Regions from separate parts of the Homo sapiens genome. Here region 1 is linked to region 2. Evidence: read pairs that join two places in POLR2A ChIA-PET (ENCODE). Cell type or tissue: OCI-LY7. All regions are shown on one strand. Each heading gives the region's core, and the rest is flanking DNA. Links, peaks and the distances in the headings are about the cores only.

The links. Peaks named below come from ENCODE experiments on the same cell type or tissue, not always from the same donor. Only the 100,000 strongest peaks of a DNase experiment are listed, where the experiment ranks them.
Region 1: POLR2A ChIA-PET joins it to region 2 with 8 read pairs; 1 of 35 experiments calls an interaction of 5 or more read pairs at or near these places.

Annotation. Positions count from the first base shown.
Region 1 is chr20:40,872,542-40,887,697 of GRCh38, reverse strand. No RefSeq gene overlaps it. Among named protein-coding and RNA genes, the nearest start is that of TOP1, 150 kb to the left of the region's middle. RefSeq lists a silencer at 14,058-14,261. In OCI-LY7, for the core only: CTCF peaks have their summits at 7,067 and 7,276; DNase peaks (open chromatin) are centred at 5,327, 6,777 and 7,227.
Region 2 is chr20:41,009,371-41,023,790 of GRCh38, reverse strand. It overlaps LOC100128988 (a long non-coding RNA gene), which reads right to left. Exons shown (of 3, transcript NR_145525.1): 3 at 1-22. Among named protein-coding and RNA genes, the nearest start is that of TOP1, 12 kb to the left of the region's middle. RefSeq lists enhancers at 11,900-11,949, 12,090-12,249. In OCI-LY7, for the core only: no CTCF peak of the experiment used is centred there; DNase peaks (open chromatin) are centred at 9,060, 10,760, 11,045 and 12,010; H3K4me3 peaks cover 2,109 bases; H3K27ac peaks cover 5,000 bases.

The DNA of each region.
Region 1 (15,156 bases), core at 4,906-9,905, 130 kb after region 2:
GGGAAAAGAGTGTGAGCTTCCCCTGTCCGGAGATGGGGATGGGCAAATCAGGACTGAAGGAGGAGGAAATGGTGGGGTGGGGGCTCTGCAGGATGGGGAGGAGCAATGAGAGAATGGAGGCGGGGGGGGGGCAGGAGACCAGAGAGGAAGGGGCAGGGGTGGGGCAGGTGGGAATCGAGGGGCAGAGGGAGCAGGGGTGCCAGATTGGGAGGCATTCAGGACAGGGTGACATGTGAGTGACGCCCGGCGACTTAAGAGAGGAGAAGTTGGCGGCCTGAAAGGGAGGAAGACAGAAAGCAGGGCTTTTCAATATGAGCATTCATGTCACGGTGACAGCAGTCATTTATCATGCCCTGAATGGGAGCGCAGGGCCCGGCAATGCCGCCAAAGGCCTGTGGTTAAAGTTTTACCTGAGTGTGAAAGGGGCTGGGGCCTGGCCAAACAGCGGCCCTTCCGAGGGTGCGGAGGCGTCCCCGCAGGGGCCCATCTGTTTGGAGCAGAAAGACTCTGGTACCAGGGGAGGGGAGCCATGGGCCAGGATGTTCCTGGGCATGGGGACCCCTCCAGGCATCCTGGGCCAGTGGGAAGGGGTCTGCCTCACACAGGGACCTGGAAAAGCCAGCTTCAGGCACTGGGTTAGTCCCCAAATCAATCTTGTGAGGCTGCTGGGATGTGGGGCAAGGGAGGGGCACATTTTGTTAAGTGGTATATTGACATTTAGCTCAAACTAAAAAGAAAATTATTTAGTATTTACCATGTGTCGGGCACTGTATCTTCTCTCTCTCTCTCTCTCTCTTACTCTCTCTCTCTATCTCAGGTGGCTATCCTGGGAACTGAGGAGTTTCCTGGGATTCAGGACTTTTTGTGCTAAATCTGGGACAGTGCCGGGCAAAACAGAACAGTTGATGACCCTAATGTGAATTCATTTAATCTCACAATAACTCTTGGACACAGGCACTACCATGTACCTCCACTTACCAGTGAGGAAACAGGCACAAAGAGTAAAGTTATGTACCGGAGGACACAAAGTTAGTAAGTGGGAGAGCCTGGATCTGAAGTCTGGTTTGGAAGTCTGAGCTCCCAGCCTCTCCACTTTGCTGCCTGGAAACCTGGAGAGAACACCAGTGTGGTGAGATTTTCTGAACCAAGAATCAGGACAATGAGGTCTGATGTGCTCATTGGTCTTTAGGACCCAACATTTGAGACAGGGCCTGTCTCCAAGTCCTTGGTCTCTCTGGTGCACAGAGGGGCCAGCAATGGAGGAGCCAGCCTGTCCTCAAGGTGTGCAGTGTTTTGAGTGTGAGCCGGGCTCTGATGCTTGTACAGGAATGTGGTTACTGAACCCCGAGGTCCTTGCCAGAACTCCTAGGCCAATAAGGACCAGAGGGGAAGGTCAGTGAGGACAATCGTGTTGGGACTCCAAACCTCAGCAGGGTTCAGAGAGCTGGGGAGGAGGGGGAGCAGTGTGGGATGCTTTGCAAGAAGGTGCTACACCCTAGCCATGGGCAGGCACCTGGACGATGGCAGATGAGGCAGCACAGGGCTTACAGTAGTGTTCCTGGGCAGGAACCACTTGCCTGGTTTACCATCCTGGGCTGTGGTGTGCTCCAGTTGTCCCTGAGCCAGGCTCTCTCCAGGGAGAGGAAGCCAATTCAGATCCTATGAGTTAAATCCCCTCTTCAGAGGTCATTTGGGAGAAAATCCAAACTTGAACTGTCTTTCTTGGGGACTGTGCTGTTGGAGAACTTCAGGGCAAAGAATTTTCTGGATACCAAGTTCATACCCAGCACTTGGGCTGTGGTGCCAAAGTGGGAAAACAAGAGGAGGATGTTGTGTGTATGTGTGTGTGTGTCTATATAGGGGAGGGGGTTGGAAGGTGACAGCACATGCAAAGGCCCTAGAGCTTCCAGTCTTTGAAGAACTAAAAGACAGCTTGTGAGGTGAGAGTGAGTGAGTGGCAAATGGCCTTAGATGGAAGTGCAGATGGAGACCAGATCCTTCAGGGCTCCAGCACCGTGATGAATAGAGGGGTTGAGTGGATGCATTATTTTAGTAGGACAAGGCTTCTGAGTTTGTTACAAGATCTCAGTGTTAGCATAAAACAGTAGGTGTGTTGGATAATGAGTAGAGGCATTATGGGAAGAGCTGTGTCAGAACTGCAGAGGGATGGGATGTCAAGAATGGCTGGTCCTGCTGGGGGGTCGGGGGAGCACAGAGGCAGCTCGGTCTCTCGGAGCTGCCCCTGCCGTTTCCCTTCCACCTGGTCCCTCTGGCCTGTCATGATTGCCTTGGAGGCACTGAACAGGGAGCCTGCTAGGGGGTCCTGCATTTGTGTCCTACACAGGGGACATTAAGTGAACAGAGTCCCTCTTGGTTTTTCATGTCATTAATTGGTGATCTTCAGACTCTGAAATAGCATTTTCCCTCTTCCATCCCGTATTTCATTATCCTCAGTTCAATACACATCAGTGCTGCACGAAGCAAGTGGCTTGGATATATTAGGAATTATTTAAATGACATGGGGATGTATGAGTAGTTAAAAACACTCATTTTTTAACTTAATTCTGCTCTAATTATCTATCAAATTATGTTACAATTATTCCCAAATATAAACTTGCTGAGAACCTCAAAAGGGGAGGTTCTAGGAGCATCAGGAGAAAAGTGAAACAGGATACAGCAGGGATGTGGTCCTAGTCCCTAAAGATGTTCTGAAATCCAGGTGTGCATGTGTGTGTGTTATCAACTCCATCGCCATGTTGTGTCCATTATAGGTGTTACTGGCTCAGGCCTTGGCAGGCATGGGTGAGCAGAAAGAAGTCTTGTCCAGCCTCTGTGTCAAGTCATATCCTAAGACTCTATCATTCCCCATCTGTGTGATCTAAGAGAAGCCTTGTAACCTCTCTGAGCCTCAATTTCCTCCTCTGTAAAGTGAGGGTGATAACAGCAGTTGCCTCCTGTGGTGCCTGGCACATAGGGATCTCTTGGAGAGTGGGTTGAGCCATCATTGTCACTGCTGTTGCTGACCATTTGGGTCTGTCACCACCATCAGATTCTCTAAGGGATGGAGACCTCTGAGGCTGCCCTCCCCATCTGGGGCTTGCTTCCTCTGCTTAGCTGTTCAGGCTGAGCTGGGCCTGGGGTGGCCGTGGCTCAGGGATCGGCTGTAGCAAGCAAGGCTCCAGCTTCAGGCCTTGCCTCCAAGACTTGACCAATGCTTACAGAGCACTCATGTGGTGCAACACCTCTTATATGATGTTCACCCAACCCTGGGGGAGGAGATGAGCCTGCCCAAAATGTTTCAGCCAAAAAGTGGCAAAGCAGGATTTATATCTCAGTCTGCTTTGGGGCTCACATGCTCCAGGAGGTGAGAAGTAGCCACTTGGTTCTCAGGCTGGTGAAAACTCAGGTTTTCTCCTAGTTGTTTTCATTTATTTGTTTTGTGCTATTAGCCAGCCTCCTCTGTAGCTCTTGGGAAAGGTCCTGATTAATCTTTATTAATAACTTATTAATACTTATTAATCATCATGAGGCTAATGATGTTGCAGGGCTCTGAGGGGCTATTGCATTCCTTTTCTCATGTGCCTGCTGTCCATACCACTCACATTCCAAGCCTGGGGATAGGAGATTGGGAGTGTTTCTGTCCGAGGAACACTTTTTCCTCCTGTCTGGTTATTAGGTAGGTAAGGTTGCCCAGGACTGTCAAGGCATCTTCAGACAAGACCCTACTATGTTCCGGGGTCTTGTTATGGGTTGAATTATACCCCTTGAAAGATATTGAAGTCCTGCCCCAGAGTACCTGTGAATGTGACCTTATTTGGAAATAAAGATTTTGCAGATAATCAAGTTAAAATTATTATCATTAGTCATTAGGGTGGCCTAGTCCAGTATGGCTGGTGTCTTTATAAAAGGGAAAATTTGGACACAGAGACAAAGACACAGGGAGAACACCATGTGACGTTGAAGTCAGAGATCAGAGTGATGCATCTACAAGCCAAGGAATGCCAAAAATTGCCAGCAAACCACCAGAAGCCAGGGGAGAGGCACAGAATAGATTCCCCCTCACTGCACTCCAGGTGTCAACCCTGCCAGCACCTGGTTCACAAACTTCTAGCCTCCAGAACTGTGAGACAGTAAGTTTCTGTTTCTTAGCCACTCAATTGGTGGTACTTTTTTACAGTAGCCCTAGTAAAGAGATACAGAACTCAGTGGTGGGATGGAAGCAGGGCAGAGGAGTGGAGAGGTAGTGGGTGAGGACCAGGAACCTGGCCCCACCAAATGCCCAAGGGTGGTTGGTGGCAGGCCTGGTCTGGGCCAAGCCAGAAGCCATCTTTGTCCAAGGGTGAATGAGGTCTTGTCACAGACAGAGATGACATGCCGTCACAGGGATGAGTTATCTTTGGCTCTGGGCCAGGAATCCAGCCGGGAACTGAAGGGAAGGGAAGCAGGCTGCAGTCTTGGGGGAAGGAACTGGTAAGACCTGGTTATTATGGTGGGCTTCAGAGCAGAGATGTCTGAGGCTCACCAGTGACCATCTCTTCTGCTTATATTCCACTAGCAAAAACTAGTCATATGGACCTACTCAGATTCAGGGGCCTCTGGGAATGTTGTCTAGCTTTGTTTCAAGTGCCCCTTCTGTCTGACTAGTTCTTGCTGATGGAATGTAAGGAGAAGAGATTGGTGCTGCCTCTGAGCAGAGGTAGTTAAGAGGGAATGTGCCCTTTCCACACTTTGTCTCCTTTCCTGTCTAATTGGCTGAGTGGATGGGACTCAGAGAACACAGCCTTGACATAAAGGGGACTTGGAGGCTGGGCATGGTGGCTCACGCCTGTAATCCCAGCATTGTGGGAGGCTGAGGCAGGAGGATGTCTTAAGCCCAGGAGTTCAAGACCAGCCTGGACAACATGGCGAAACCCCATCTCTACAAAAATGCAAAAATTAGCAGGGCTTGGTGGCATGTGCCTGTAGTCCCAGCTACTTGGGAGGCTGAGGTGGGAGGACTGCTTGAGCCCAGGAGGCAGAGGTTGCAGTAAACTCCATGCCACTGCACTCCAGCCTGGGCAACAGAGCCAGACCCTCCCTGTCTCACATACACACGCACAAAAAAAAAAAAAAAAAAAAAAGAAAAGAAAAAAAGAGGGACTTGGGGCCAGGATCCTGGAGTCCTTGCTTGGGGATAACTTCCTGGAGAGCTGCTCAGTCAGCTATACCCTTGGGAGTCTTTTGTTGAGGGAGAAATAAATGTCATTTTGCAAAGCCACTGATATTCTGTGGTTATCACGGCAGTTTAGAGAGGAAGGATGGGGGAAAGCTGGGTTGCGCTCTAGGCCTTGACACTTCCTGCCTTTGTAGTGTTAGGCAAACATGGCAACCCCAGAAAACTCAGCTGCCTCAGTTTTAAGGCATGCAGGGTCTTTGTGAGGACCATATAAGCCACGTGGAGGGGTCTAGACCAAGCATAGTGCTTGGAAGAAAGGGCGTGTGTGCTAATGATTTATGTCTCTTTTCTTTCTGAGAGTCTTGCTCCCCAACACCAGAGGTGAGACCACCTGGAGTGACCGTCTCTTGACTAAATAAAAAACCTCTTTCCAAGAAGATCTATCCTCCAAGAACCACCTGGATTCCCCAAGAGATTCTGGGGTCCCCAAACCTGACCTTGGAGCCTCTTTGATTTGCAAGATTGCTTATTTCCATTTTAAAGGAAGCATTTCTAATTAAGGTAAACCAAAACCCATGTGCTATTTTTGGATGCAACTTCCTTTTAGTTTTTGTAAGACAATTTGAGCTAATTATATGTAAAAATCATTCCTGGGAAAATTATATAATTGATGCAATTTACAAAACAGACTTTTGCTATTATTTGCACTGCTGCTTTGCTGTGAAATTAGTGAGGAGCATGAACGCTGGACCTGGGTCAGTGAATTCCAAGAGAAGGGGGCCTAGTTGTTCCAGATCTAGGGTGTGGCTCTCCAGGTGATGCACCAGGTTCTCACTGTAGAGATCCATCCTCTCCAGAGGGAGCCTAGGCCATGACAGCTGACACCAGCCAGGCCCTACTCACTGTCATTGCAGTGTCAGGAAGATTCACACACACAAGGCTTTCTAGAACTCTCAGCTCTGATGTGATTCACTAGTATCCAGGTATGAGGAAAGCCTCTTGGGGGGTGCTTTGGGGGAAAGTGAGGGAGTTCTTCAGTTTACGGAGGCCTCTGTCCTGGGTGTTATTTTATTTTTTATTTTTTTTTGAGACAGAGTCTTGCTCTGTTGCCCAGGCTGGAGTGCAGTGGCTCAATCTTGGATCACTGCAACTCTACCTCCTGAGTTCAAGTGATTCTTCTGCCTCAGCCTCCAGAATAGCTGGGATTACAGGCACCCACCACCAGGCCCCGCTAATTTTTGTGAGATGGGGTTTCACCATGTTGGCCAGGTTGGTCTCGAACTCCTGACCTCTAGTGATCCACTTGCCTCAGTCTCCCAAAGTGCTGAGATTACAGGCATGAGCCACCATGCCTGTAATTAAAACACCCTAGGTGGTGTTTTAATTAGTGATGTGGATCAGGGCTCTAGCATAGGTTAATCACACTGGTAGATGACATGATACTGGAAGGGATAGTAAACACGTTGGAAGACAGGATTAGGATCTGACCATCTCTTGACAGGCTGAAGCTATGTTAAAACCTACCAGGAGGAAATCTAACAGTTGCATCTAGAAAATCACCCACTAGGTATACAGTGGGGGAAGATGAGACTCAGCAGCAGTGTATCAGTCAGGGTCCAATCAGGAGACAGAAACCACACCAGGTATCTTAACAGGAAGAATTTTGTGTAAAGACCATTTGTCATCAGAAAGCTGAAAAGGCAAAACGTTTGCACATTGAGATATTATGAGAGAGCAACTGCAGGAAGCAGCCATTGAGGGCTGAGGGAACAAAGGGAAGAGGTTGGTATTATTAAAAGTTAGAAACTGGGAGGAAGAGCCTCAAGGAGCTGGGACTCAGACCTCTGAGGAGGAAATGCCAGCTGGCAAGTGCTGGTGTCTTTTGGGGGACGTGATGAGACTGGTTCTGCAAGGGTTGAAAAACTGAAAACTGAAGTCAGTTTCAGTTGCTGGAACTAAATGCTGCTGCCAGGGTAAAGTAGCACGTTGAGACAAAGCTACCTGGAACAGGAGCTAAACCATGAACAGAGAGGAAGCATGAAGGAGCATGCCTCTTCCTCTTTCAGCCTTCCAGTCTCCCTCTAGTGCCCCTGTTGGCTAAGCCTGACATGAAGCCTTCTGGCCAAGAAAAAATGTGGTTTACAGAGTCTCAGTTCTAGCATCAGAAAGCAGAGCTTGGAAGGGTAGGTTTGAAGCTGGTAGACAGTAGCTTAATAATTGACATAATATGAGTCAGTAATAATGTAATATAGCTATAGGATGTATCATTAGAAGTATAGAGCCTAGTTTGAGGGAGGTGATAGTTACTTTTTACCTTGAACTGGTCAGATGTCTTGTATTCAGGTGTATGTACTAGAATTTAAACAGGATCCAGGTTTCCTAGAGCTCACCTAGAGAAGATAACTTAACCTCGGGAGGAGATTCAGAACCACAGCAATATTAGCAACACATGATCAGAGGAACTAGAGTAGACAGAAGAAGCGAATGTTGTCTTCAAACTACTGAGGCTGCAGGTGAGAGACAGCGCTGACTTGGTCTGGATAGTTCCAGGTAATAACAATAGGGGGTGGCTCCAGAAAGGCAAGTTCCAGCTTGGGAAAAAGAAAACTTTGTTTTCCTTCAAAAAGAAAAATAAAACACTGCTTTCTTCTGATTGTAGAAGCAATGCCTGCTTATTGTAGAGAACTTGGAACATCCAGGTTACTGAGATGTCAGCTAAGGTGTAGAGAGAGAGACATTACCTTTCAGAGTTCCAGGTGAAATGAGCTAGACTGCTCCGTTCTGTAAGGGGAGGGTATTCAGTGTACTTGCCAGGAATTCTGTGCATTTCCTGGTGGTTTATGTTCTCCAAGCTTTCCCCTCTTCCTAGGGTCCCCCCTGCCAATATTACCCTGAGACAAAGCTTGGCCTGGCATCAGTTTTCCCCATGGTCCAGGCCTCAGGGATTCAGCTTCTAGCCCATGTGCTCATCAAAGCGTTTCTCCAACTTAGTTTCTTTCCTAAGAGGAATGTTGGCACCATGTCTTAAGATAATTACATTTTTTCCACCTTATTGCATAGAGAAAAGTTTAAAGAAGCAAATAAAAATCATTTGTAATTATACCTCCCAAAGATGACCACAGTTAACATTTTGGCCTTTTAAAAAATGCACAACTATATTCATTTTAAAGGTAATTGGGATCATAGTGAATATACAATTTTGTATCTTGCTTTTTTCCTCCCCACTTAACACATGAGCATTTTCTGATATTTTAAAAATATCTTTTTATCATGGTGGCTTAATATTCAGCTCTTTGTCTGTACCATAACTTGTTATGGGATATTTTGCTTATAACTGATTCTTTTTGTTTTTTTTTTGCTTTCATGACCAGTTTTCTCATTTGTATCTATGTACATAAATCTTTGTGCACATTTTTAAAAAATTTCTGCATATTTTTTCACATTTTATTGTGAAATTAACATTTTATTTTATTTTTTTTAAATTTCAGTAGGTTTGGGGGGAACTCGTGGTGTTTGGTTACATGAATAAGTTCTTTAGTGGTGATTTCTGAGATTTTGGTGCACCCATCACCTGAGCAGTGTACATTGTACCCAATGTGTAGTCTTTTATTGCTTACCTCCCCTGACCCTTTCCCCCAAGTCCCCAAAGTTTCATTCTTATGCCTTTTCATCCTCATAGCTTAGCTCCCACTTATGAGTGAGAACATGTGATGTTTGGGTTTCCATTCCTGAGTTACTTCACTTAGAATAATAGTCTACAATTCCATCCAGGTTGCTGCAAATGCCATTATTTCACGCCATTTTATGGCTGAGTAGCATTCCATGGTGTGTGTGTGTGTGTGTGTGTGTGTGTGTGTGTATACACACACACATATACACCACATCTCTTTTTTTCTTTTTTTTTATTATTATACTTTAAATTCTAGGGTACATGTGCACAATGTGCATGCTTGTTACATATGTATACATGTGCCATGTTGGTGTGCTGCACCCATTAACTTGTCATTTACATTAGGTATATCTCCTAGTGCTATCCCTCCCTGCTCCCACTACCCCACAACAGGCTCTGGTGTGTGATGTTCCTCTTCCTGTGTCCAGGTGTTCTCATTGTTCAATTCCCACCTATGAGTGAGAACATGCGTTTTTTGGTTTTCTGTCCTTGTGATAGTTTGCTGAGAATGATGGTTTCCAGCTTCATCCATGTCCCTACAAAGGACATGAATTCATCCTTTTTTATGGCTGCATAGTATTCCATGGTATACACCACATTTCTTTATCCACTCATGAATTGATGGGCATTTAGGCTGGTTCCATATTTTTAAAATTGCAAATTATGTGCAGATCTTTGATAATTTCTTGAGGATAGAATCTCAAAGAAGGATGGCTGGCTCAACTGACATATTCAAAATATCTTTTATTACAGGAAAGCTCTGGCTATACATAGGAGAGAATAGTATAATGGGCCCTCCTACCCCATCATGGATCACCCAGCTTCAACAATTACTAACATTCTGACAATCATGTTTTATCCATCTCCTCCCCAGTTTGTTGGAATATTTTAAAACAAGTCCCAGATGTTGTATCATTTCTCCTGCAAAAGTTGTTTTACTTCTCCATAGGTAAAATAACTTATTAAAAACATAACCAGAATGTTATTAACATACCTACACAAATGAACAATAATTCCTGAATATTATCTAATGTCAGGCCATGTTCAATTTTCTCCAATTATCTCAAAAAATGTCTCTTTAGAGCCAGCTTGTTTGGATCAGCATCCAAATGAAAGTCCACGTTTTTCATTTGGTTGATGCAACTTGCAAGTCTCTCTTAATCTATACCATTTCTCCCTCCTTTTGAAACCATGCTCTTTGTATATTAAAGAGTCTAGTAGAAAGAATTTTACAGTCCTTGATACATGTTAGAAAGCTGATTTCCAGGAGGGTTGTAACAATTTGCGCCTCTTCCAGCAATGTGAGGGAGTGCACATCTTGTCATCCCCAGCACTGAATATCATTGCAATTAAGAAAAAATCAATTTGATAGGTGAATGATGGCATCTTATTGCTGTTTTGACTTGCATTTCTGTGATTATATGCATGATTGAACATTTTTTTCACATGTATATTGGCTGTTTGTATTTCTTCTTTTGTGAATTATCTGCTTTGACCTTTGCCCCTTTTAAGAAGTGGTATTGATTATCATGCTCAAGTTTATAAGAGAGAAATTTTAAATTTTTATGTAGTCACATTCATTATCTTTTCTTTCGTGAGTTCTTCGAGTGTTTTAATGCTTAGAGAATCCTTTTTCTACTCTCAAATGTCATTCATATACATTTTCTTTTTCTAGTTTTTTTGCTACATTTTTACTGAGTTTCTAAATCTCTGTGGGATTCCGTATGGTTAAACCATTGGTTCTAGTATCACAGATTGAATAATTCTTCATTTATTCACTAGTTTGTGATATAGCTTTATTATGTGCTAATTACATATATGTATATTTACATATAAGATATATATACACACACACACACACATTGGTCTGTTCAAGAAGAACTTGTGCAGTCACTCATTTCCCAGGGGGCCTCCTTGAGCAGTAATGAGTGCACCATTGTGGGAGGTGTGCAAACAGGGACTAGTCAGACACCAGATCAGGCTGGGGTCTTCTGCCCTTGGCATTCTGGGGGTTTCTGGTTTCTCTGCCCTGGCAGGCCCCTGCACCTCCTGTCACCTTCTCCTGCCTCCAGGATGGACGTGCAGATTTCTGTTTCTGTCAGTGCTGATGGTAGGGATATGGAGCCTGGACTTCACCAGAAAGGCCTGGCCTGAGGGACCCAAGAGCCCTTTTGGCCAGGCTGCCTGCTCACACTGTGGACTCACGTGGTGACTGAGATCCAGGCTCAGCTCTAAGGAGAAGTGGAGATATCCTTTGCCCTCATACCATTTCCCCTAGTTTTTTTTTTTTTTTTTTTAATTGAGAGAATAAAGAGTCATGCTATGTCACCCAGGCTGCTGGAGTGCAGTAGCTTGATCATAGCTCAGTGCTGCCTCTGCCTCTACCTCCTAGGCTCAAGAAATCCTCTCACCTTGGCCTCCCAATTAACTGGGACTACAGCTACTCTACTCCTGGCCAATTAATTTTTTTTTTTTTTTTTTTTTGTAGAGATTGGGTCTTGCTTTATTGCTCAGGCTGGTCTCAAACTCCTGGCCTCAAGTGATTCTCCTGCCTCAGCTTCCCAAAGCTCCCGGGATTACAGGCATGAGCCACTGTGCCCTCAATTTATAACTTCAATTAATTCTTTTATTTGCTCCTCCCTCCCCCGGACCCACTGGACCATAAGCCCCAGGGACAGAAGCCTTGCATTCCTCCTTCCAGCACCTGGCCGCACCTAAGAGTTAAAGAATATATGAACGGCCCCTTGGTACTGGCGGGTGAGGGCTCTGGTGACCTCACAATCTGAATAAAAACCAGAGACTGTTGTCTGACCAGAACAAATGCTCTTTGGGGAACAAAGGGACAGAATACCTGAAATTAAGGGCCATCGCAGAAAATCCAGAACAGCTGGTGGCCACAGGAAAGGCCAAACCTCCTGAGTCTCAGGTCTGTGTGGAGCCATGAAAGTCACTCGTTTTGACTCTGAGCTGACATCTGACCTCTAGAGTCAATTATTCCTCCTCTCCATGAACATATTCCCGACAAAATGGGGTCAGGAGACATTTGCATCCAAACTACCAAGCTCTTTAAATGTTGGGGCCTGGAGGCCTGATGGGTTTATTAGATTATCATTGCGGAAGTTAATAAAGAATTAATTTCTCTTCATATGACATCCAAAGGCAGTTATTTCAGGAGCCTGTCCATTTACACAAAGCTGAGTATTTGTCAAGTGTCAGAGGCAATTCCCAGGTCCCAGCCCCCCCTCAATAATTCTGGATTAGGGACAGCCTGAAATGACATTACACAAATTTTCTTTCAAGATGCATGGAGCTCTGGGGACCACTCAGGAATTTCAGGTTCCTGAAGGTTATACTGTCAGCAAAAGGGCTGGGGGGTGGGGGTGGCTGGAGCAACTGCAGCTTCCCAGCTGGGCCAGCTCTGGACCGGGGCGGGGGAAGCTCAGGGAGGGAGGGGGAGGGAGCCACTGAAAGCCATTAGTCTGTGGGGGCCCATTTGCCTCCTGAAAACAACTCACTGCCATTTGTATCGCAAACCTCGTGACCAGCTTGATGGTTTTTTCTTGTTCTTTGCTCAGGCCCAGGGAGGGGCCATGGGATGACCAGAACTGCAGGACTGGCCCACGTTACCTTGTAGCAATATATTAGGGAAGGTCAAGGCACCATAAATACCTGTCTTAGAGTTAAGTGCTAGGAAGTGGAGCCACTGCAGGGACAGACACTACTAGACCCTAAAAGCAAGTCATTGAACAGCCAGGCATCCCCGAGAGCCAGGGAGAAGTCCCTGGGGCTGGGCTGGTGGGATGGGGGCCTTAGTCTGGTCCAAGGTGGGCTCCCTGGAATGGCATCAGGAGGGTGGTGTGGAGCAGCTCAGCCCTGTTGCCAGAGCTCCAGGCATGGGCATTTGGCCACCTCCTAGACATCACTCCATGAGTGTTCCGCAGTCCCCTCAGACTCTGCACATCCCAAGCTGAACTCTGCATCTCCCAATCATCTCCTCCATGTACCTGATGCTCCAGCCAGGTGGAGCTCCTTCTTCTTCCTCTAAGTGAATCAGGCCCCTACAGACTTTTGTGCTATTCTCTTTCGTAGAATGGCTCTACTTTCTTTCCACGTCTGTTCTTTTTTTTGAGACTGAGTCTCACTCTGTCACCTAGCTCTGTCACCCAGGCTGGAGTGCAGTGGCAAGATCTCGGTTCACTGCAACTTCCACCTCCCAGGTTCAAGTGATTCTCCTGCCTCAGCCTCCTGAGTAGCTGGGATTGCTGGTGCCTGCCACCAAACCCAGCTAATTTTTGTATTTTTAGTAGAGACGGGATTTCACCATGTTGCCCAGTCTGGTCTTGAACTCCTGACCTCAAGTGATCTGCCTGCCTCGGCCTCCCAAAGTGCTGGGATTACAGGCTCCATGTTTGTTCTTTAAGATCTAGCTCAGATGTTACTTCCTCTGTGAAGGCCTCTCTGACTATCCCAGGAAGAGTCAGAGTCTCTTGCCAGGGCCATAGTTATCTGGGTAGCTCCTTTGTGCAAATTAGGAAAGACCTCCTCCCCAAGCCTGGGTGGACACATCTTTTAGCAAATGAAAAATGCCTGTATGTACATCGGAAAAAGATGCTCCTTGTCTCAGAAACACAGTCCTCATAAGGGCTCACGGCTTGGCAAGTGGAGTGTGGGCCAAATTTCAGCCGCGTTCATCTCCTCAGCTGGCAAATTTTTGGCAGTGTGCTACCTGGATAATTATACGTGGCAGCCCTGTTGCTTTCCCTGAGATCCTACAGTTCCCTGTGCTTAATGGTGTGACTGTGAATACTAGTTTCCTATTGTTGCTGTAATAAATGACCACAGACTACAGTTCTGGAGTCACATATTTGAAGTGTGCCTCACTAGGCTAAAATCAAGGTGTTGGCAGGGATGCCTTCCTTCTGGAGGATCTAGGGGAAAATTTGTTTCCTTGTCTTTTCCTGCTTCTAGAGCCACTTGCATTCCTTGGCTCATGGCCCCTCCTCCATCTTCAAAGTCAGCAGTATAGCAGCTTCATCTCTCTGACTCGGACAACTGCTGATTCCATCACATCTCCTTCTCTGACTCTGATTCTCCTGTCTCCCTCTCACTTACAAGGACCTTGCGATTACATTGGGCCAACTCAGATAATCCAGGATAATCCCCCATCTCAAGTTCCTTAATTTAATCACGCCTGTAGAGTGCCTTTTGCTATAAAAAGTAATATATTCACAGGCTCTGGGCATGAGGACATGGACATCTTTGGGGGCCATTATCCTGCCTACCCTGCTGAGAGATCTCATTGTATCAAAATTGTTTCCTTCAGTAACTGTAAAATCCCTGCAAGCAGGATCACTGTTCTATGCAGTGCCGTCTTCACGGCCCAGCACATAGGCACAAGTCTGGCATAGAAAAAGGGTTCAGAGAATGTTTGTTGATTGAATGCATGAGGGCATGGGCACATAGGACCTCCTCTGGGAAACAGAGGCAGTAGGAGACACTTGCCTACAGCTTTCATGGTTTACACCAGTGGTTCTCAATTGGAGGCAATTTTGCTCCCTAGGGGTCAGACACTTGGTAATGACTGGAGACATTTTTTGTTCCAAGGGGGGCTGCTTAACACCCTACAATGCATGTGGGCATTGCCGGGCGCGGTGGCTCACGCCTGTAATCCCAGCAACTTTGGGAGGCCGAGGCGGGCGGATCACGAGGTCAGGATCGAGACCATCCTGGCTAACATGGTGAAACTCCGTCTCCACTAAAAAATACAACAAAAAAAAAAATATTAGCCGGGCATGGTGGCGGGCACCTGTAGTCCCAGCTACTCGGGTGGCTGAGGCAGGAGAATGGCGTGAACCTGGGAGGCGGAGCTTGCAGTGAGCTGAGATCGTGCCACTGCACTCCAGCCTGGGGGACAGAGCGAGACTCCGTCTCAAAAACAAACAAACAAACAACAACAACAACAACAACAAAAATAAAACAAAAAAGATTACAATGCATGTGGGCATTAAAGACTCATGCAGCACAAAATGTCTACAATGCAAAGGTTGGGAAATGCTGCTGATTTGGACCAGGACCGTGTTGCTGGAAAACCCAGGAGGCAGCTGTGTGCTGGGACTGGCAATAATATTTCAATGTGTCACATTCCTTATACCCCAGCAGGTTGAGTTTGTCCAGCTCCAATCTTCAGATGGGAAAACAGACTTCTGGAGGTACATCCACTTGCCCAGGTGTTACAGCTGGTTCTTGATGGGGTCAGATTTTGAAATTGGTTCTCCCTGCCCCGTACAGTGGGCAGACAGAAGGACATGAGGAAAGGTGGGGCCTCCCTCCA
Region 2 (14,420 bases), core at 8,926-13,925:
CTGTTGGAAGGGCCAGAGAAACCTGGAAGTGGGGGAGGATATAGGAGAAAGTGGGTGGAGGAAGAGAAGAGATAAGAGATAGAAGTCCCTCCCGCCAGATGGCTCACACCTGTAAGCCTAACACTTTGGGAGCCTGAGGCGGCTGGATCATTTGAGCCTAGGAGTTTGAAGTCAGCCTATGCAACATGGCAAAATGCTGTCTCTACAAACAAAAATTAGCTGGGCATAGTGGTGTGTGCCTGCAGTCTCAGCTACTAGGGAGGCTGAGGTGAGGAACACCTGAGAGGCTGAGGCAGCAATGAGCCAAGATCGTGCCACTGCACTCCAGCCTGGGTGACAGAGTGTCACCTTGTCTTAAAAAAGAGAGAGAGAGGACCCTGATGAATGAAGTTCAGGACCCTCGTTCCTACTTTCTCCTGAAGCCTGGTTGCATGGTTCCTGTTCTGGCACCTTTAAATTGATTCCCCCTTTTGCTTAATTGCACTCTGATGGGTTGGTCCTAATCTCTACTTGATTCCTGGGCACTCACAAGGCTTTTGTCATCCTTTTGGCACCCCCTCTGGGGCTATCATGCTGTGGAACAGGATGTCCCACCTGACGTTTTGACCCTTGGATGCTGGCACATTCTTGACTTTGCCAATTCTTTGACAGTGATGTCTTCTAGCAGCTCTCCCCGCCCATGCCTAAGAATCTGCTGCCCTTTCAAGATTCCGATACCCTTGGAAAAGAAACTGCTGGGTGCTCAAGAAAGGAGATTCAGGCTGGTGATCTCAGGAACAACCAGAAAAGCTCTTTGCCTCCTAGAATGAAACAGCTCAGCAACAGTTGAGATGTGTGGAATAAAAAGGTCAGAATCAGGCCGGGCGCAGTGGCTCACGCCTGTAATCCCAGCACTTTGGGAGGCCAAGGCGGGAGGATCACCTGAGGTCGGGAGTTCGAGACCAGCCTGACCAACATGGAGAAACCCCTCTCTACTAAAACCACAAAATTAGCCAGGCGTGGTGCTGCACGCCTGTAATCCCAGCTACTAGGGAGGCTGAGGCAGGAGAATTGCTTGAACCTGGGAGGTGGAGGTTGCAGTGAGCCGAGATTGCGCCATTGCACTCCAGCCTGGGCAACGAGAGGGAAACTCCATCTCAAAAAAAAAAAAAAAAAAGGTCAGTATCAATAAGAAAGCTGGCAACTCTTGAATTATGAAATGAGAGGCAGTCAAGCAACAAAGATGTAGGATCCTGGCCATGTGGCTTGGGGCAAGAAAAGTAGTCCACTTGCATCTCCATTGTCTTCCTGCCAGAATACATCCTAAATGAGGACATTTATTCATTCAACCAGTATTCCCTGAGGAATGAAGGCAAATAGGTACTACTTACCTATTTGAGGTTGGTAGGTCCTATACTAAGCCCTAGAGATACAGCTATTTATAAGACCTAATCCTCATTTTGGAAGAGTGCCTAGTCTGATAATGAGACAGAGGTATTCTCCAGCTGTAACACTAAGGTATAAGGAATAATAGGGAAGAGGAGGCCAGCCACCAGTTGCTGTGGGAACTCTTGAGTAAAGGAGCACATCCAACTCACCAGTGGTGGTGGGGGCAATATTAGGAAAGGTTTCTAGTTGGACACTATTCTTGAAAGATGAGGGGTTGCTAGCCCGTGGAAGAGAAGAAAAGATATTGCAAGAAGAGAGGCAATATATGCAGAGCCATAGCTTTGGTCAGGATGGAGCAGAGGGTAAAAGTGAAGATATAACCAATGTAGGCTGGGCAGGTGGGAGAGGCCCTCCCAGTTCTGGTGGAGATACTGCAAGGTGAATTATGACAGGGTTTTAAACAGGTATGAGAACAATCACAGGCAGCAGAGGGGGAACAGTTTGGTGGAACTGACACTGGAAATAGGCAGATTAGCTCGGAGGTCCAGGGAGACCATTGTGTTTCAGAAGCAACCTTAATCATGGAAGATCATTTGGAATACCTGAAGATAGAAAGTATCTGTACCTGTGACGGGGACAGAAGGATTTGGCCTGTGTCAAGGGTATAGCCCAAAGAGAAGTTGTGAAGCAGCTCTCTCTGAATCCCCCTCTCCCAATGTGTGCTGCTGGGACATCCTGCGGCTGCCTGAGTCCAGCTGCCTCCAGCTAGAGAACCAGCAGGCAGTGGGAGGCATAGAGGCAGAGACCAGGCTCCAGGAAACACTGGAAGATTCTAGGAGTGAGAGAAGCTCCTAGAGATGCCTCAGCATGACTCCCCAAGAAAATGGAACAGAAGTAGCTGCTTCATTCAGTAACCAGCAGGTGATCCTTTAGCCAAAGTTGGGTTTTGAAAAGGCCTACTTCCCCATCCTCCCTCTCCACAAGCCCTCCAAGTCCTCAGTCCCCTCCCTTCCACCTCCTCAAAGCCTAGTTCACCCGAGCATCTTCTCTCCCTCCTGCATGGCAACTTCTCCTCCTCCCAGTTTTCCTCCTTGACCCTGTTAAAATTCATGTCTCACGTTAATTGGTTGCTTACCACGTCTCTGCCCTGTGCTGAGTGCTTCACATACATTTTCATATAATCATTGCAATAACCATATGAAACAGGGGCTACTTGTCCCACCGTTTTAGACAAGGAAACTGAGACTTAGGAAAGTTAAGTAAGTTAACTTGCCCAAAGTCACACAGCTATTGAGTGTTGGGGCTATGATTTGAACTTAAGCAGTGTGTGTATGGAGCCCAGTCTTAGAACCCCTAACCTGCTTCCCAAGTTGTCCTTAGGTCACTGTTGCCCTCACCTGTGTTTGAAAGATTCAGAAAGGACAGTCTACATGTGCTGCCTTTTCTGCTTTATTTTTCATTCCTTTAACACTGTTGGTCTGGCTTCTATTCTAATCAGGGACTTCCTAGTTTCCAAGTAGAGTAGCCTATTCTTCTCCACCTTCCTGCAACACTCAATGAGGTGGATGAGCACATTCTTTGAGGTCCTTTGCATTTGGATCCAATGACCATTAATTCTCCTGGCTTTTTTCTTACCTGTCCAAATACCATTTCTCTCTCCCTCTCTTCTTTCAGCACAATTTAATGGATCCCCAAGATTATATCATCACACTTGTCTTCTCTCTATATGCCCCCATCTTGGTAGCCTTGTTTTTATCTTGAGACGGAGTCTCACTCTGTTGCCCAGGCTGGAGTGCAGTGGTGTGATCTCAGCTCACTGCAACCTCACCTCCCAGGTTCAAGTAATTCTCCTGCCTCAGCCTCCCGAGTAGCTGGGATTACAGGTGCCCACCACCACACCTGGCTAATTTTTATATTTTTAGTAGAGACGAGATTTTACCATGTTGGCCAGGCTGGTCTCAAACTCCTGACCTCAAATGATCTGCCCACCTTGGCTTCCCAAAGTGCTGAGATTACAGGCGTGAGCCACCGTGCCTGGCCAGGTAGCTTCTTAAATGAATGTCTCCAGCCTTGACTCCTTTTTAGAACCATAGAAATATTTACCCATATGCCTATTTCATGTGTCCACTTGATGACCCCCACAGCCCTTTGGTCCTGGGTTCAGCTTTTCTCCTGAAACTGCCCTTCGCTTCTATGGTCTCTGCTTAGTGAATAGCTCTATTCCTCCCAGTCACTCAGGCTCAGAACCTTGAAGCCTCTTGAGTTAACCCTTGATCCTGTCCTCCACATCCCATTGGTGGCTACTACCTGTATGGAATCTGCCCAAGACTTTCCTTTGTAATTGTCCCTCCTTCCCCAGGTTATCATTGCATCCTGACCCTTCTTTGGCTTCCCTGCATCACACACACACACACACACACACACACACACACACACACACACACAATCAACTATAAGCCAGGTACTAAGCTAGTATTAGGAATTCAGCCGTGAACTAGAAAGACAAGGCCCCTGCTCTCAAGGAGCTCAGGTCTGGTGGGTGAGACAGAGAAGGGAACAAGTAATTGTCACTTACTGTGATGAGTGCCTCGAGGATAAAGTACAGTGTGTTTGCGGTAGGAGCCCTTTAGAAGAACTGCCATCCAGAATTACAGAGTCAGGCACGGATTTCCAGTGGAAATGGCACTTAAACTTAGGTCTCAAAATGGAAACAGAAGTCAGCCAGGTAAAGGTTGGGGAGAATAAAGAAGGCAAGTGAGGGAGACAAGCACTCAAGGCCAAGAGAACAGATGGGCAAAAATTTGGAAACTGGAAAGAGCAGGGTTTATGTGGGGAACTGCTGGTAATTCAGTATGGCTAAGGGGTAGAGGGTGAAGAGGAGTAGTGAGAGATGAAGCTGGAGAGGTAAGCAAGGCCCAGTTCATGCAGGGTCTCTAAGGCATTTGCAGTTTATCTTCATAGCACTGGGAAGTCACTGAGAGTTGCTATGAGCAATGGAGGAACATAATATGTGTTTTAGAAAATATTACCTACAGGCCAGGCATGGTGGCTCATGCCTGTAATCCTAGCACCTTGGGAGGCTGAGGTGGGCAGATTGCCTGAGCTCAGGAGTGTGAAACCAGCCTGGGCAACTTGGCGAAATCCCGTCTCTACTAAAAATACACACACACACACACACACACACACACACACACACACATAAATTAGCTGGGTGTGGTGGCACACACCTATAATTGCTTAAACCTGGGAGGCAGAGGTTGCAGTGAGCTGAGATTGCACCATTGCACTCCAGCCTGGGCAACAGAGCAAGACGCTGTCAAAAAAAAAAAAAAAAGAAAGAAAATGGATTTAAAGTATTCAAGACTTGAGGCTTGGCTGGGCATGGTGGCTCACACCTGTAATCTCAATGCTTTGGGAGACCAAGGTGGAAGGATTGCTTGAGCCCAGGAGTTCAAGACCAGACAAGGCAAGATAGCAAGACCTCATCTCTCCCCGCAAAAATGTTTTTCAAATTAGTCAGGCATGGGAGTATGCACATGTAGTCCCTAGCTAGGCAGGAGACTGAAGTGCGGGGATTACCTGAGCCCAGGAGTTTGAAGTTACAGTGAGCTGTAATCATGCCACTGCACTCTACGGAGTGACAGAGTGAGACCGTGTCTCTAAAACAGAACAAAACACTACACAAAGCTTGTTAGAATACAGTTAAGAGGTTATTGTCATCATTGAGGCAAAAATGATGATGATGGCCCTGATCAGCAAAAAAGCCATGAGGATGGAGAGAAGTGTATGTGTTTCGGGGATATTCATGACATAGGGTTGATGTATTAGTGACTGATTATATATACAAAGGAAAGGGAGTGGGGGAGTCAAGGATGAGGATGGCAGTGCATTCACAAAGACAGGGAACACTTGGGATCTGTTTTAAGGAAAGATGATGAGTTCATTCTGTACATGTTGAGTTTGAAGTGTCTGTGGGTTAGCTGAGTCAAGATGTCTAATAGGCAGCTGAATACGTGAGTTTGGAGCTCAGGAGAGGGACTGCAGGTTATTAGTATCATGGTAGTACCTGGAGTTAATTACACTAGATGACATCATTTGGGAGGGCCTGGAAGGACAGCCTTATTTTAGGAATGGACCTGAGTTAAGAATGAAATAGAAGGTGAGGAAGTGGAGATAGCAAGTTTGAACAAGTCATTCAAGAGATTTAGCTACAAACAGTAGGCAGAATATAATGCAGCAACTAAAGTAGCCTGCGTTAAGAGAGGGTTTTTGTTTCTTTGTTTATGATGGACATGACACACTCATGTCTAATAGGAGGGTCTGCAATTTCCAGTTCAGGGCCTTTTGGCTCATGCCAGCACCCTTGACAAAGTACTAGCACAGTTGATATGCCAGGAACTCTGGGTCAGATAAAGAGTGAGGTCCGTTCGGAGGAGACACCCCTCTTTGCCTCTAAGAGGTGACAAGCTGCTTCCAACCTCACCTCTAAGATTCTGGTACCTTTCCCACAGGAACTCACTTGAGGATTGACTCACAGAACTAGTTTTTCAGGATGGCTCATGCAGGCCCCTGAGGATATTCTCCTCCCAAAGGACAGAGTCCAGGCCTACAGGGTCTGTCCCTACCTTTCCAGGATCAGCTATGGGTGCCTGGAAAGGGGCCTGGCAGAACAGACACCAGCTCTGGTGGTGGAACTAGAGAAAGACACTCAGAGCCCAGGAAGATGGAAGTTCCTCATCAGATTCTGCAGTCAAGTTCCACTGACATTCCCTGATGCCTATTTGGTGCCAGGCCCGGCTAGTAGTTCTGTGATGAACTCAACATGGCTTCCACCTGGAGGTAGAGAAAATAGACAATTACAATACAGAGTTCTGGGACCTTGTGAGAGAGCCCTCAGGGCTGGAAAGCCAGGAAGACTCTTCCTTGGGAGCCCAGCCTTAAGGGTTTGATGGGAGAAAGATAATGCTAAAAACTCTAAATTCTCCCACTGACCCAGAACTTAGCTTTCCTTCTATTTTTGGAAAACATAACCTAATAATTTAAACAATCTATTTAAAACTTTTTTTTTTTCTTCTGTGGACTTTTCCCTTCATGGTGAGCATTTGGGTTCAAAGGGGGAGACAGAACTTAGGGAAAATATTTGCACAAGTCCTTACAGAATGTTCAAACCTAGCCTTCGAACCCCCAAATTAAAAGCAGGTGAGGCCCCCACTGCTGGATGTTGGATAGCCCCTGGGCTCAATCCTCAGACCTTTTTCCTTTGTCCTCTTGATTCACTATCTTATTCACTCCTGTGGCTTTAAATACCAACTATATACTGAGAAGTTCTAAGTTCATACCTAAAATCAGGGCCTTGCCCCCAGGTGTCAAACTTATGTATCCAGCTGCCTACCTAATATTCCTATTTGGACTTCCAACAGGCTTCTTAAACATAATGTGTCCCAAATCAACCCTCTATCTTTCCTCTCAAGCCTGTTCCTCCTTTGGTCTTCCCCAATCATAGTTAATGGCTCAGGTCATCCTTGACTATTTTTTTTTTTTTTTTGAGACAGAGTCTCACTCTGTTGCCCAGGCTGGAGCGCAGTGGCAACATCTCGGCTCACTGCAACCTCCGCCTCCCAGGTTCAAGCAATTCTTCTGTCTCAGCCTCCTGAGTAGCTGGGACTACAGTTGCACACCACCATGCCCAGCTAATTTTTGTATTTTTAGTAGAGACAGGGTTTCACCATATTGGTCAGGCTTGTCTCGAACTCCTGACCTGTCGATCTGCCCACCTCAGCCTCCCAAGGTGCTGGGATTACAGGCGTGAGCCACCACGCCCCGCATCCTTGACTCTGTTTTGCCTGCCTACTCCCCCTTATCCAATTTGTCAACAAATCCTGTTGACTTCACCTTCAAATATCCTGATGTTAACCATTTCTCACCATGCCCTTTGCTTTCACTTTAGCCCAAATTGCCATCATCTCCACCTGGTTTAATGTGGGAGTCTCCTAACTGGTGTCCTCTGCTCTATGTTTGTCATCTCATGGTATATAGTCAGAACAAGTGATCCTTTAAAACAGAGTGGTCCTATTTAAGACTTGAGATCCTGGCCAGGCATGGTGGCTCACGCCTGTAATCTCAGCACGTTCAGAGGCCAAGGTAGGAGGATGACTTAGAGCCAGGAGTTCAAGATCATCCTGGGCAACAGTGAGATACTATTTCAACGAACATTTTTAAAAATTTAGCTGGGCCTGGTGGCACATGCTTCTAGTCCCAGTTATTCAGGAGGCTGAGGCAGAAGGATCTCAAGCCCAGTAGTTTGAGGCTGCAGTGAGCTATGATCATACCACTGCACTCCAGCCTGGGTGACAGAGGAGACCTTGTCAGTTAAAAAAAAAGAAAAGAAAAGAAAAGAAAAGAAAAAGGGCTGGGCACAGTGGCTCACACCTGTAATCCCAGCACTTTGGGAGGCTGAGGTGGGCAGGTCACCTGAGGTCAGGAATTCGAGACCAGCCTGGCCAACATGGTGAAACCCCATCTCCACTAAATACACAAAAAATTTAGCCAGGCGTGGTGGCGGGCGCCTGTAGTCCCAGCTATTTGGGAGGCTGAGGCAGGGTGAATTGCTTAAACCTAGGAGGCTGAGGCTGCAGTGAGCAGAGATTGCACCACTGCACTCCAGCCTGGGCCACAGAGTGAGACTCCATCTCAAGAAAAAAAAAAAAAAGAAAGAAAGAAAGAAGAAGGTCGGGTGCGGTGGCTCATGCCTGTAATCCCAGCACTTTGGGAGGCTGAGGCGGGTGGATCACCTGAGGTCAGGAGTTCGAGACCAGCCTGACCAACATGGTGAAACCCCGTCTCTACTAAAAATACAAAATTAGCCAGGCATGGTGGCACATGTCTGTAATCTCAGCTACTTGGGAGGCTGAGGGAGGAGAATTGCTTAAACTCAGGAGGCAGAGGTTGCAGTGAGTCAAGATTGCACCATTGCACTCCAGCCTGGTCAATAGAGTGAGACTCTTTCCTGAAACAAAACAAAACAAAACAAAACAAAACAAAACAAAACAAAACAAAACGTAAGATCCTGTCACTCTTCTGCGCAAAACTCTCCAGTGGCTCCCATCTCATTCAGGGTAAAGTCAAAGACTTACAATGGCCCCAAGGCTCTGCCACACCTGCTCCCCTCCAAGGCCTCCCTTGACCTCATCTGCTGGTGCTGTACACCTTGGTCACCTCTTTCCAGCCACTCTGGGCTCTGTAAAAGCCTATCACACACCACTCATTCTCCAGCATTAGCCCTTTCATTTGTGGATCTTTCTACCTCGAACGTCCTTCCTCCAGATATCTCCATGGCCTAGTGCCTCTCTTCTTTCAGATCCTTGCTAAACTAAGACAGGCCCTGACTACTCTATTTAAAATTACAACCCCCTTCCCTCAGTTCTTCCCTCTTTCCATCCCTGCTTTATTTGTCTCCAATGCACTTGTCACCATTTGGCCTACGGAATATTTTACTTATTGTTTTCCCCGTGTAGTATGTAATCTTGATGACAGCAGCAATTCTTATCAGTTTATTTATTTATTTATTATTTTTGAGACAAAAATAATATTATTTTGTCACCCAGGCTGGAGTACAGCAGTACAACCATGACTCACTGCAGCCTTGACCTCCTAGACTCAAACAATCTTCCCACTTCAGCCTGCTGAGCAGCTGGGGCTACAGGTGTGCACCAACATGCTCAGCTAATTGTTTATATTTTGTAGACACAGAGTCTTCCTATGTCGCCCAGATTGGTCTCGAACTCCTGAGCTTAAAGGTGTTCTGCTTTGATATCCCAAAGTGCTAGGATTACAGGCATGAGCCACCGTGCCCGGCTTTCTCAGTTTATTTAGTGCCACATTTCTACCATCCACAGAAGTGCCTGACACACATAAGATACTCAATTAACATTTGTTGAATAAATGAATTATGGGCTGCAACGGGCTCCTAATATGTGTCAAGCAGAGGCCTGGAATGTACCAGAAAACTCCTTATAGTGAATAACATGGTTCCCATTTTTTTTTTTTTGAGATGGAGTTTCGTTCTTGTTGCCCAGGCTGGAGTGCAATGGCACAATCTTGGCTCACTGTGACCTCTGCTTCCTGGGTTCAAGTGATTCTCCTGCCCCAGCCTCCCGAGCAGCTGAGATCACAGGTGCGAGCCAACACGCCCAGCTAATTTTTTTGTGTTTTTAGTAGAGATGGGATTTCTCCATGTTGGCCAGGCTGTTCTGGAACTCCTGACCTCAGGTGATCCACACTCCTCGGCCTCCCAAAGTGCTGGGATTACAGGTGTGAGCCACCGCACCCGGCCATGATTCCCACTTTGCAGATAAGAAGATTGAGGCTTAAGGCTGAGTGTGGTAGCTCACGCCTATAATCCTAGCACTTTAGGAGGCCAAGGCGGGTGGATCACCTGAGATCAGGAGTTTGAGACCAGCCTGGCCAACATGGCGACACCTCGTCTCTATTAAAAATATAAAAATTAGCTGGACGTGGTGGTTCACACCTGTAATCCCAGCTATTTGGGAGGCTGAGGCAGGAGAATGGCTTGAACCTGGGAGGTGGAGGTTGCAGTGAGCCCAGATCACACCATTCACTCCAGCCTAGGCTAAAGAGCAAAACTCTGTCTCAAATGATAAATAAATAAATAAATAAATAAATAAATAAAAAGAAGACAGGCTTGGGGAAGTATGAGTGCCCTTTTCCTCTGTTCCTATAGCAACTTGCGCATGGCCCCAGTCTCAGCACCTATCATACTGCACTCTCATTATCCATTTCCTCAACTAGATGTAAGATTTTATTTTATTTTATTTTATTTTTGAGATGGAGTCTTGCTCTGTCGCCCAGGCTGGAGTGCAGTGGTGCGATCTCGGCTCACTGCAAGCTCCGCCTCCTGGGTTCATGCCATTCTCCTGCCTCAGCCTCCTGAGTAGCTGGGACCACAGGCACCCACCACCACGCCTGGCTAATTTTTTTAATATTTTTTTTATTTTTTAGTAGAGATGGGGTTTCAGCGTGTTAGCCAGGATGGTCTCGATCTCCTGACCTCATGATCTGCCCGCCTTGGCCTCCCAAAGTGCTGGGATTACAGGCGTGAGCCATGGCACCCAGCTAGATGTAAGATTTTTAAGTTCAGGGACTATTCTATCTTTTATTTATTGTTGCATCTCCAACACCTGGCAGAAAGGTGGGCACATAATAGGTGCTTAAGAAATATTTGTTGCATGAATACATGAATGAAATGGGCAAGTCAGGGTACAAACTCACAAATTTCAAAAAGAAAAGTCTCTGCCCACCCCACCCCCCTCTGCCCTAGAGTGTTCCTGAAACAGCCACAGAGCCAACAGTTAAGTCCCTCCCCCTGGCAGAGTGCCTTCTTGCAAATCCTCACCCACAGAATCAGAAGTATTTTAGATGGGGAGAAGTATACACTGGCTGACAGTTCTTTCCCATCACACCAGGCAAACGGAAATCATTTCTCCAGTCAATCCCTGCCAGTCTTCTAGAGTCAAGGTCTCTCTTATGCCTTGCCTCCTGATCTGCAGTCTGCCTCCCTAGTTTCCCCAATCCTCAGCTGCTGGGTCGGGCTCCCTGCCCATCCATCCACTCACCCAGCCTTCAGCCAACAGCCTCTGTGAGCCTGCTCTGGGCCATGTGATAGCTGAACTAACCCCCATTCCATTCCCACTGTGAGCTGACTTGGTTCTTTAAGTCTTCATTCCAACAAACTCTTTTTTTTGCCTCTTCTGTTTATACTTTCCGCCACCCCTGATCCCAAGTCTTAGGTCCATGGAGATGGCTCATTCCAACCATGGATGATTGTGGGCCTCTTGTCTCATCTGCTTCTTTCTCTTGGCTCTTAATTTCTCTAGATCAGTCATTTTTAAACTATTGTGTGTGTGTGTCTGTGTGTGTGTGTGTGTGTGTGTGTGTGTGTGTGTGAGATAGACTCCTTTGAGAAGCTGATGTGGGCTATGGTATCTCTTCCTCTAATAAATATTAATACCTATGCACTTAAAAACAGCATTTTGCATATAAGTTCTGGTGCACCTAGATCAAGATCTCTCCTTGCCTTCTCCCCTTCCCTCTAGATTTCTGGTTGTTTTTGGTTCCCAAATCAGTCCACCTGGTCTCCTTTCAGAAGCAGAAGCTTCTTCCTACGGTATTATCAATACTGTTATTATTAACAGCAACAGCAAGATTTGTACATTTTTCATGCATCAACTGATTTCAACCTCTCAATAACCCCAAGAGAAAGGAACTATTATTGTCCCATTTTTACAGATGAGAGAGCTGCTTGGTTACATGTTTTGCCAAAATCACATAATTCTAAGTCCAGGGTTTCTTCCTCCGCACGATGGATGGTGTGTTGCCTATTATTAACCACTGTGGTTTTTTTTTAACCTTTCCCATCTCCACCACCCAAAACCTACCTTCCCCACCCCTACCCTCACCCTATGGTGTATTGCCTATGATTCTTAACTGCTGTTTTCTTTGACCTCCTCCACTTCTACCACCTAAAAACCTTCTTCCTCACCACCACCCCCACTTCTCTGAAGCTCCCTCTTTCTCCCCCATCCACTCTTCAGCTGACCACAGGTGGCTTCTTTGTAGTTGCTTGAGCATATGTGAGCCATGAAAGGGTTTCGTTTCCCCTTCTGTTCTCAGCCCAGCTGTGCCAGCCTCTGTGATCCTTGTGAGCTTTAAATGAGGCACTCCAGACCCTTCTTACGCAGGCCATGGCATTTCTGGAACTGCCACACCTAAAATCCAGGTATGAGGAAGGAAGGAGACAACTATTTGAACACCTACATTGTACCAGGCCCCGTGCTTGACATAGAGACACTGAGCCCAACCTTTAAAGGCCTCAGCTTCCAGGTCCTTCCAGGCATCTTACTGATGGGCACCTGGAGGCTCTGAGATGATTGGTCTGATTCCATCTGCAGTCTGTCTGTCTGTCTGTGGGTGGTTAGGGGCCTCTCGGTAGCATGGCTAACCCTTTTTTTATTATTATTATTATTTTTGAGAAGGAGTCTAGCTTTGTTGCCAGGCTGGAGTGTAGTGGCACGATCTTGGTTCACTGCAACCTCTGCCTCTCTGGTTCAAGCGATTCTCCTGCCTCAGTCTCCTGAGTAGCTGGGACTACAGGCGTGTGCCACCATGCCTGGCTAATTTTTGTATTTTTAGTAGAGACAGGGTTTCACCATGTTGGCCAGGATGGTCTCAATCTCTTGACCTTGTGATCTGCTCACCTCAGCCTCCCAAAGTGCTGGGATTACAGGTGTAATCCCAGCCCATACCCAGCCTTAAAACCTTTTATCAAAGTGTGATATAGGCCAGGTGCAGTGGCTCATGCCTGTAATCCAACACTTTGGGAGGCTGAGGTGGGCAGATATGGGAGTTTGAGACCAGCCTGGCCAACATGGTGAGACCCCATGTCTACTAAAAATACAAAAGAGTTAGCCAGGTATGGTGGCACATGCCTGTAATCCTAGCTACTAGAGTGGCTGAGGCAGGAGAATCACTCAACCTGGGTGGCAGAGGTTGCAATGAGCTGAGATGGTGGCCACTGCACTCCAGCCTGGGCAACAGAGTGAGACTGTCTAAAAAAAAAAAATCATCTGAACTGAACCAAGAATCTGTAGCCTCAAAAGGGATTTGGCTATAAACCAATCTTCCACTGAAGGCTCCAGAATCCCAAAGTGTGCTCTTAATAAATGGTCCAGAGCATGTCTGATCAGTTCCTCTGATGCTCAAGTTCTCTGCCCATTGTTGCTTTTTTTCTTACCTTTTTTAAGTTCTGGAAAAAAAAATTAGAGACTCTGGTTAGGAGCCCCCTACCCCACAAAGAACTCTAGCCTTCATCACTCCTTGATTATGAGTGACAGAGAAATCATCATCTCACAAGGCCACATATTGCATTTTTTAGACAGATCTGGCAACTTAGATTTAAATTTTTAAAAACACGCATGTGTGCGCACACATACACACACAATAAAAAAAAATCCTTGTTTGAGCTGAAATATGCTGCAATTTTTGCTCACTAATTCTAGTCCTGCCCTATATGGCCTCCCATAATTAGTTTAGTCAATTCAGTAATCGAGTCTCAGGTGCTGAGGCACTTGAGGCAGACTTCCTCAACTCTACATTCTTCCTGTGGGGATCCTGGGATCTACTGAGTCAGGCATGTGGCTGTATCAACATTTGCCAAAGAACATTCCACTGGACACTAATCCCCCGAAAGGCCTTATGAAAACAGAACCCTGAGCTCAGATAAGTTGGGGAAATGCTATATCGCTCTTCTGGTCTTTATCACATCTCATTCCCCAGAAATCTTTATGAAAACAGAGCTCTGAGCTCAAGTAAGCTGGGGAGATGTTACATGTTCTCTGGTCTGTATCACATCTCACACTAGCACAGAGAAGACTCTTGAGGTCCTAAAGAATTAAAAACCCTGTTTCACTCTGTCAGTGACCGGTCTGACTTAGAATCCTTTTTTCCAAAGAGGAAAATTTCTATGAATTTTTCTCAGAATGAATGTCCTCCAGTACAGGACATAGGCCAGTTAGCTGTAAGCATCCTCTAAAACTACACTGTCTAATCTGATAGCCGCTAGCACCCAGGACTACTGAGCACTTGAAATGTGGCTAGTTCAAACTCAGATGTGCTGTGAGTGTGAAATATACACTGGATTTCAGATTCTTAGTACAAAAATAAAATGAAATATGCATACTTTTTATATTGATATATGTTGAAATATTGGGTTAAAATTTGTTATTAAAATTAATTTCATCTATTTACTGTTACTTTTTAAAATGTGGCTACTAGAGACCAGGCACAATGGCTCACACCTGTAATCTCAGCATTTGGGGAGGCTGAGGCAGGTGGATCCCCTGAGCTCAGGTGTTTGAGACTAGCTTGGGCAACATGACGAAATGCTATCTATATCAAAACTACAAAAAATTAGCTGGGTGTGGTGATGTGCACCTGTGGTCCCAGCTACTTGGAAGCTGAGGTGGGAGAATCACTTG